Regions from separate parts of the Homo sapiens genome. Here region 1 is linked to region 2. A link is an interaction called in ENCODE POLR2A ChIA-PET data of the cell type or tissue named here. Cell type or tissue: Panc1. All regions are shown on one strand.

Region 1 (4,000 bases), 660 kb before region 2:
GACTCTGTCTTGAAAAAACAAAAAATAAAAAAATAAAAATAAAAAAGCAGATTCTGATTCAGAAGGTGAGGTGGTGGGTTGCTGAGTTTCTGAATTTCTAACCAGCTCCCAGATGATGGGTCCATAGACTAGCTAGGGAGCTCTACCCTAGCTCCCTACCTGGAAAATGAGTCCATTCAACCACACAATACCTTTTACATCTGGTACGGGCCGTAGAGTTCACAAAGCACTTTCATATGTCTTCTCATCTGATTTTCCTAATCCTTACTTTATATTCTGCCAACCTACTCCCTTGGCCCATTTTACCAGTGAGAAAACCAAGGCTTAGATGAGTTGGACAGGGTCTCGTGGTTACAGAGGGCAGACCAGGACAGAGGTCTTCTTCCTCCTAGCCTACATCTCTTATCTCAGAGGGGCTGTACTTGGGTGTAGATACCAGATAAATAAGCAGAGAATGATAGCTAGTTAGAGGAGAAGTATTGCAGTAATTTTGGGAGCGTTTCTTCTGTGAAGTTCAAAAGTTCTTTGTACACATTACTATACAACCTAGTGTAGGACTTGATTCTCTTTTAGTTTTATTGTATGAGGGGCCTTTTGACAATATGTTGAAAGGTATGAGCCCTTCTCAGAAAATTTCACTCACACTCACACCCAAATGTTAAGAGTTATAAATTTTCTTGAAACCTATGTCACTACAGCCAGGCTAAGGAGTCTGTCTCTGCTAGAAGCTACCTTTCAGTTTTTTTTCTCACCTTGTACCTTGAATTCTCCAACTAGCAAAAACATATTTCCCTCTCTTTGTCTCCTTCTATTCTCTTGGAGGTTATGATTACAGGTGACATATAATTTATGCACAAACTTCTAGGTGATAGCACTCAAGGTATTATTATGTTCCCTTCCCTACCTCATTCCTTTCTTCCTTTATCTCTCTCTGTCTCTCCCACCTTCCCCGCCCACCCTCCCCCCCACCCCCCGTCATATCACACTCCTGTCTTGGGCTGAACTTGTCATCTAATAAGATCTATTTATTACATGATTTGCTGCTAGGTCAGTGTCTTCACCTGGGTTCCCACCAAAGTAGAGTAAGTAGAGTCTGATGACCAGGACCTGTGTGCAGCAGGTGTCTTTGAAGATGATCCTAGGGATCAGGAGTGACAACCAGGGACAGAGGAGAAGCCCATCAGTTCCTTATAGAGTTGGTTCCTCTTGTACTCAACTGGACTATCTTGTTAGGACCATCTGAGGATATAGAATGCTACTCAGAATTGCTCATAATGAAAACCACTGAAACAAAACACATTTATCCATCAACTCTCATACCTGTTGTCTAGGAGTTGCCCCAGCTACTGTTGCATGTGACCTGAGCAGGCTTCTCTAGGTGCAGTTCCTAAGAATCGCAGGGCTTTATCCGTTTCTTCAAGGTTATCCAATTTGTTGGCATATAATTGTTCACAGTAGCCTCTTATGGTCTTTTATATTCTGTGGCATCAGTTATAATGTCTCCTCTTTCATTTCTGATTCTATTTATTTGAATCTTATTTTCTTAGTTGAGCTGAATTTTGTCAGTTTTAACCATCCTTCTCAGGGGAAAAAGACAATTTTTCCGTGGATGGGGTGGTGGTCGGGGGATGGTTTCATCAGGCATTAGGTTCTTCTAAGGAGTGCGCAGCATAGATCTTTTGCATGCACAGTTCACAATAGGGTTCTTTTCAAGAAAACAACTGTTTTGTGATTTTCTAAAATTTTCTATTTCATTTATTTCTGCTCTAATATTTACTATTTCCTTTCTTCTGCTAATTTGGCTTAGTTTGTCCTTTTCTAGGTCCTTTACGTATAAAGTTGGGTTGTTTATTTGTGATCTTTCTTCCTTTTTAATGTAGGTGTTTATTACTACACAAGCTCATAAAAGTGGAGAGTAGAAGTGTGGTCACCCGGGACTGGGGGAGAAAGAAATGGAGAGCTGTTCAATGGGTATAAAGTTTCAGTTATGCAACATGAATAAGTTCTGGAGAACTGCTATACATCACAGTACCTATAGTTAACAATACCGTACTGGGCCCTTAAAAATTTTAGGGGAGTAGATCTCATATTAGGTGTGCTTACCACAAAAACAAACAAACATACAAACAAAAACCAAACAAAAAAATACAGAGTCACAAGGAAACTTTCGGAGAGGTTAATGATGGATAAATATGATGGATATGTTTATTACCTAGCTTATGGTGATGGTTCCATGTGTGTACACATATATCCAAACTCATCAAATTATAGACATTAAATATGTGCAGATTTTTGCACATCAGTTATACTTAATAAAGCTGGAAGAAGGAGAAGGAAGAGGAGGTGGGAGGAAGAGAAAGAGAAGGAGAAGGAGAAACAGAAGGAGAAGGAGGAGAAGGAGAAGAAGGAGGAGGAGAATAATAATAATCTCAGGGCAGAAATGTGAGCTCTTTAAATGAGGTTCTGTTAGCAGAAGTGTCCTGCAGAGCTTCTAGCACAGTGGTTCCCAACCTTTTTGGCACTAAAACCTTTTTTGTGGAAGACAATTTTTCCACAGATAGGGTGGTGGTCATTTCATCAGGCATTAGATTTTCATAAGGAGTGTGCAACCTCCATCCCTCACATGCACAGTTCATAGTAGGGTTTGAGCTCCTATGAGAATTGAATGCTGCCACTGATCTCACAGGAGGTGGAACTCAGCTGGTAATGCTCGCTAACCTGTGGCTCACCTCCTGCTGTGTGGCCCGGGTCCTAACAGGCCATGGACCAGTACCTGTCCATGGCTCAGGTGTTGGGACCCCTGTTTTAGAGGATATGTGCCACAGCAGCAGCTAGAATTAGAAGTGAGGCTAGGCCAGGCACGGTGGCTCATGCCTATAATCCCAGCACTCTGGGAGATTGAGGCTGGTGGGTCACTTGAGGCCAGGAGTTCGAGACCAGACTGGCCAACATGGTGAAACCCTGTCTCTACAAAGAAATACAAAAATTAGCTGGGCTTGGTGTTGAATGCCTGTAATCCCAACTACTTGGGAGGCTGAAGCAGGAGAATCACTTGAGCCCGGGAGGTGGAGGTTGCAGTGAGCTGAGATGGCGCCACTGCACTCCAGCCTGAGCAACAGGACAAGGCCCTGTCTCAAGGGGGGGGGAAGAGAAAGGCTGGCAAGATACAAGGTGATGCCCAAGAGACTCTGATGCGTGAGATCTTCCTCAGCCTGCTTTTGTGCAATTGACTTATGTTAATCTAATAGAGAAATTGAGAGTTATTCCTCTTATTTTCACCTTATTGATTTTTGCCTAGCAATTTAGCCTAGAGAATATTTCAAATATTCTGTTTCCTTCACTTACAGTTGTGCCAATCTTGGCCAGTTTTGCCTGTCCACTAGGTGGTTTGCCTTTGGATGTGGAGTCTGCTGGCTTGGACTCAAATCCCAGTTCCATCAACTAGCAGTGCGACTTCAGGGAAGTTACTTAACTTCTCTCACTTATAAATTGGGGATTTATAACCCTATTGTGAACTGTGCATTACAGTATGTACATAATAAAATTTTTGTTCTAAAGATTAAATGAAATAATCCTTGAACAATTAGCTGAGTATATGGATTATGTAAAATAAATGCTTAATAAATATAAACTATATTTTTAAATCTGATAAGTTTATAACCCCATCTAAGTCATTGGTAAAAGGATTGAACAGGAAAGGTTCAAATGAAGAACCTAATGGCAATTTTTCTGAGCCTTTCCTTTGGGTTATTCTCAATCTACAGGATCTCATAAAATCTGCTTTGAGTCCAACCACCAATCTCTTGCTTGAGTTCACCACAACAGATGACCTCAATTGCTTTGCTGAACTAAAGGAATCCTTTATCTACATAACTCAAAGTGTGGCCCATCAACTATTACTAGTCTGAAATGAGATGTACAGAAATTGAGAGTAATTGGGCACAAATTTTTATAGGAATTTGACATTGCCTTAACGTTCAAATGCATGGTCAATGGACTG
Region 2 (4,000 bases):
AGAGTGTGTTATTTCAGGCATCTGCAGAGTACATATTTTCAAAGGGAGGGGAGCAATATGATAAGAGTTTGAACTTGTTTAAGAAAAACAAACACTAAGGAAAAGCTGTTTGGCATTTGGTTTAGCCAAATAAAGGGAACCCCATTCTCAAGACCACCCACGTCAAGGAGGTGCCCAATCTTGGCAGACTCTGGAATGTGATTGTCTTCATATGAGAGCCTGAGCCCTTGCTTTGCCCTCCAAACCTGCCTATTGTGTTAGGAGGGCACAGATAATGCATGTTGAGAAGCTCTGGAGGAGCAAGAAAGAACAAGAAAGAGGAGGTGCTGGTTTTTCTCTCCTGTCTTGCTGCCATGGGATCCTTTTTTGCTGCCAGGCTCTCCTCGCTACTATTTGGGAAAAATACCCTCCAATTGGTTTTATGTTCTATTGACTCTTGTACCTTTTCATTGATTCCTGAATCATTTGCTGTCTTTGGGAAGACGGCCTTCCCTACATGCTTGAGATGTGTCAATTGTGATACCTTGCTCCAGATTGCTCATAAAAAATAAGCATCATTGGCCAGGTGCTCTGGCTAACGCCTATAATCCCAGCACTTTGGGAGGCCGAGGCTGGCGGATCACGAGGTCAAGAGATCAAAACCATCCTGGCCAACGTGGTGAAACCCTGTCTCTACTAAAAAATACAAAAATTAGCTGGTTGTGGTGGCATGCGCCTGTAGTCCCAGCTACTCAGGGAGGCTGAGGCAGGAGAATTGCTTGAACCCAGGAGGCGGAGGTTGCAGTGAGCCGAGATCACGCCACTGCACTCCAGCCTGGCGACAGAGTGAGACTCTGTCTAAAAAAAAAGTATCATCAAGTAAGTCTTCTGGGTATAAGAAGTCTGGATAATGGTGATGCATTGACCCCTTAGTTCCACCTCCTTTGTGCTCCAATCTGCCAAGTTGCAAGGTGCAAGAAAGTACCGATTGTTTCAAAATCCTCCATCACTTTGAGGCTTCTTCCTCTCTCTGTCACTTCCTCTCAATTGTTCTCCATGTTTGAGCCAGAAAATATTCATAATCTTTTAGAATTGTAGTTGAAATTCTACTTTGTCCAGTGTAAAGTATAGAAAGCTTCCAAAGATGGCACCCAGTAAACCACCTCTCCTGATATTGAGGCATTTGTCTAGTCCCCTCATATTGAAACAAGCATGGCTGGCCCTGCAACTTGCTTTAAGGTATGGAAAGAGGCCAGAAGTGACATTATGCCAGGTTTTAACCTAAGCTTGAAAAAGCCCTGACAGCTTTTAATTTTATACTCTTGGAAGTCAGCCATCATCCTAAGAGGTCTGACTACCTTGATGGAAAGAGAGGCCATGGGAAAAGTCATGGAAGATGAAACTCTAAATGGAGAGAGAGAGACTATGTGAACCAACACACCAGACATGTGAATGAAGAAACCATCTTGGACCTTCGAGCCCACCTATTCAAGCCCCCAAAGAACTCCAGCTCCAGCTGCTATATGACTGCAGTCACATACAAGAGACTGTAAGCAAGACCGGCAGAAGACTCCCTGGCTAAGCTAAGTCAACACCAAGAACTGTGAGAAATTATAATAAATCACTTTCAGCTATTAAATTTGGGGGTGGTTTGTTTCATAGCAATTGATAACCAAAACAGCATACTGTATGTATGGTGACTATCAAAGGCAGGGTTTCCCCTGGCTGCTCTTTGTTTGTTAACCAACATTGGGAGCACAAACAGGGAGATGATACTTGGTGATTTAATAAAACTCAGACTCTCAGAAGAAAATGACTTCCCTGGGAATGAGGAAGCTGTCTTTCCCATAACATATCTTTGTTGCTACATACAAAGTAAAAAACCTCATCACACCATGCATAAGTTTCATTTTATTAGACGATGGAGAGATAGTCTCCTTATCAAAATACACTTCACGAACACAGACATTTTATCAATGAAGTAGATGGAGGGATAAATGCATACAGAGGTTCTGACCGTGATATGACCTCATTTGTGCCAGTTATGTAAGATACTCGCTGAATATCTGCTTAGGGAGTTTGAACTTGAGCAACCTGCCCAGTGGATAAACTAAACTCCAGTATAGGCCAGGCGCGGTGGCTCACACCTATAATCCCAGGGAGGCCAAGGTGGGCGGATCACCTGAGGTCGGGAGTTTGAGATCAGCCTGACCAACATGGAGAAACCCTGTCTCTACTAAAAATACAAAATTAGCTTGGCATGGTGGTGCATGCCTGTAATGCTAGCTACTCAGGAGGCTGAGGCAGGAGAATTGCTTGAATCCGGGAGGCGGAGGTTGCAGTGAGCCGAGATCGCGCCATTGTACTCCAGCCTGGGCAACAAGAGCGAAACTCCATCTCGAAAAATAAATAAGTAAATAAAATAACAAACTCCAGTAAAGCAGTGTTCAAAATATTTGGTGTATTAATTTCAAAACACACCCGCATCCTTGGTTCCCTGGGGTGTACACCTCACTGTGCAAACTACTGGTACAATGAGCTGTACATCTCCAAAGCCAGTTTTAACTTGTGTAGTTTCCTGCTCATAAAGAAAAAGTATCCTGCAGCAACAGCAATGCAGTGAGTAAAGAGAAAAATGTTTAAAAGAGTCCTTTGAATTTTATGTGTTGATACCTATATAAATATATATGCACAGAAAAAAAAGACAGAATGCATATACTCCAAAATGTTAACCGTAATTATTTTGACTAGATGGAGACTGATGACTTTTTTTTCTCATTTTTCCATGTTTACATTGTTCTAAATAAATAAACATACTTTTTTTTTTTTGAGACAGGGTCTCGCTCTGTTACCCAGGCTGGAATGCAGTGGTGCTATCATGGCTTATTGCAGCCTAGACCTCCTGGGATCAAGTAATCTTCCCACTTCAGCCTCCTGAGTAGCTGGGATGACAAGCATGCACCACCATGCCCTGCTAATTTTAAAATTTTTTGTAGAGGGGGTAGTCTCACTATGTTGCCCAGGCTGGTCTCAAACTCCTGGCCTCAAGCAGTCCTCCTGCCTCAGCCTCCCCAAGTGCTGGGATTACAGGCATGAGCCATTGTGACTGGCCAGCATACATTACTTTTATAAGAAGAAGAAAAAAGGTGGGAGTAGGGTGTGGGAGTAAGGAAAGAACGTTGCTTTTCTCCCATGCCACTGGATCTGTTTTATTTTCAAATTGAATTATAACCACAAGCTTTGTAAATCTTTCCATTTTGTATTTATTTGAGTGGAGCCTGGAGAATTTTACCACATCTTTAAGTGTAGTTGTTGTAAGGTTCTAAAGATCCTTTCTCTTCCAATTTACTGCTATATTTGCAACGTTTAACTCAGCAGAACAGGAATTACCAAAGACAAAATTTTATGAATAGAGATTAAGAACTGCAGCCTCTCAGTAACAGGCAAAGTAGCCCAAACGTAACATCGCTTTGTGGGGAAAATAAAATACAGAAAAACATTATGCCTAGAGCTATGTCTTCAAGGACAGTTCTCAAATATTAATAATGGGAGTAGAATATCAGATAATTTTCATTTCCATCTTTGTATTTTTCTGTATTATTCAAATCCTTACAGAAAGCATTTTTAGAATTAAGGGATAAAAACAATTAAACTATTTCCACTTTGAACAAACAAAAAGCAGACTACAACGAATGGAAGAGCAGAGCATCCTCATAAACAGACCTTACAGATAATCTATAACATTCTTGGAGGCTGGAAAATAAAAAAGGGAAATGAGATTTGCCAACATAATTGTCTCCTGACACTTTCTATTCCATGGACTCTCATTTTGCCCTTTGAGTAATATTAGAATTAAAAAAAAACCTTAGACGTCTTCTGGCCCGGAGATGGGAAGCAAATTTCACTTTGATTGCCAATTCTGATACATTGGTAGTGGCTGCCTACAGTGCTTTGCTGAAAAGTATTCAAAAACAGCTTCCCAATTTGGTAGAAAAAGTTCAATGATTGATTAACAATGTCT

Evidence for each region. ChIA-PET counts read pairs that join two places held together with the same protein. Peaks named below come from ENCODE experiments on the same cell type or tissue, not always from the same donor. Only the 100,000 strongest peaks of a DNase experiment are listed, where the experiment ranks them.
Region 1: POLR2A ChIA-PET joins it to region 2 with 5 read pairs; 2 of 35 experiments call an interaction of 5 or more read pairs at or near these places.

What each region holds. Positions count from the first base shown.
Region 1 is chr2:176,604,769-176,608,768 of GRCh38, forward strand. No RefSeq gene overlaps it. Among named protein-coding and RNA genes, the nearest start is that of MIR1246, 5.7 kb to the left of the region's middle. In Panc1, no CTCF peak of the experiment used is centred here; no DNase peak of the experiment used is centred here.
Region 2 is chr2:177,266,585-177,270,584 of GRCh38, forward strand. No RefSeq gene overlaps it. Among named protein-coding and RNA genes, the nearest start is that of NFE2L2, 3.9 kb to the left of the region's middle. In Panc1, no CTCF peak of the experiment used is centred here; no DNase peak of the experiment used is centred here; H3K4me3 peaks cover 1,358 bases; H3K27ac peaks cover 4,000 bases.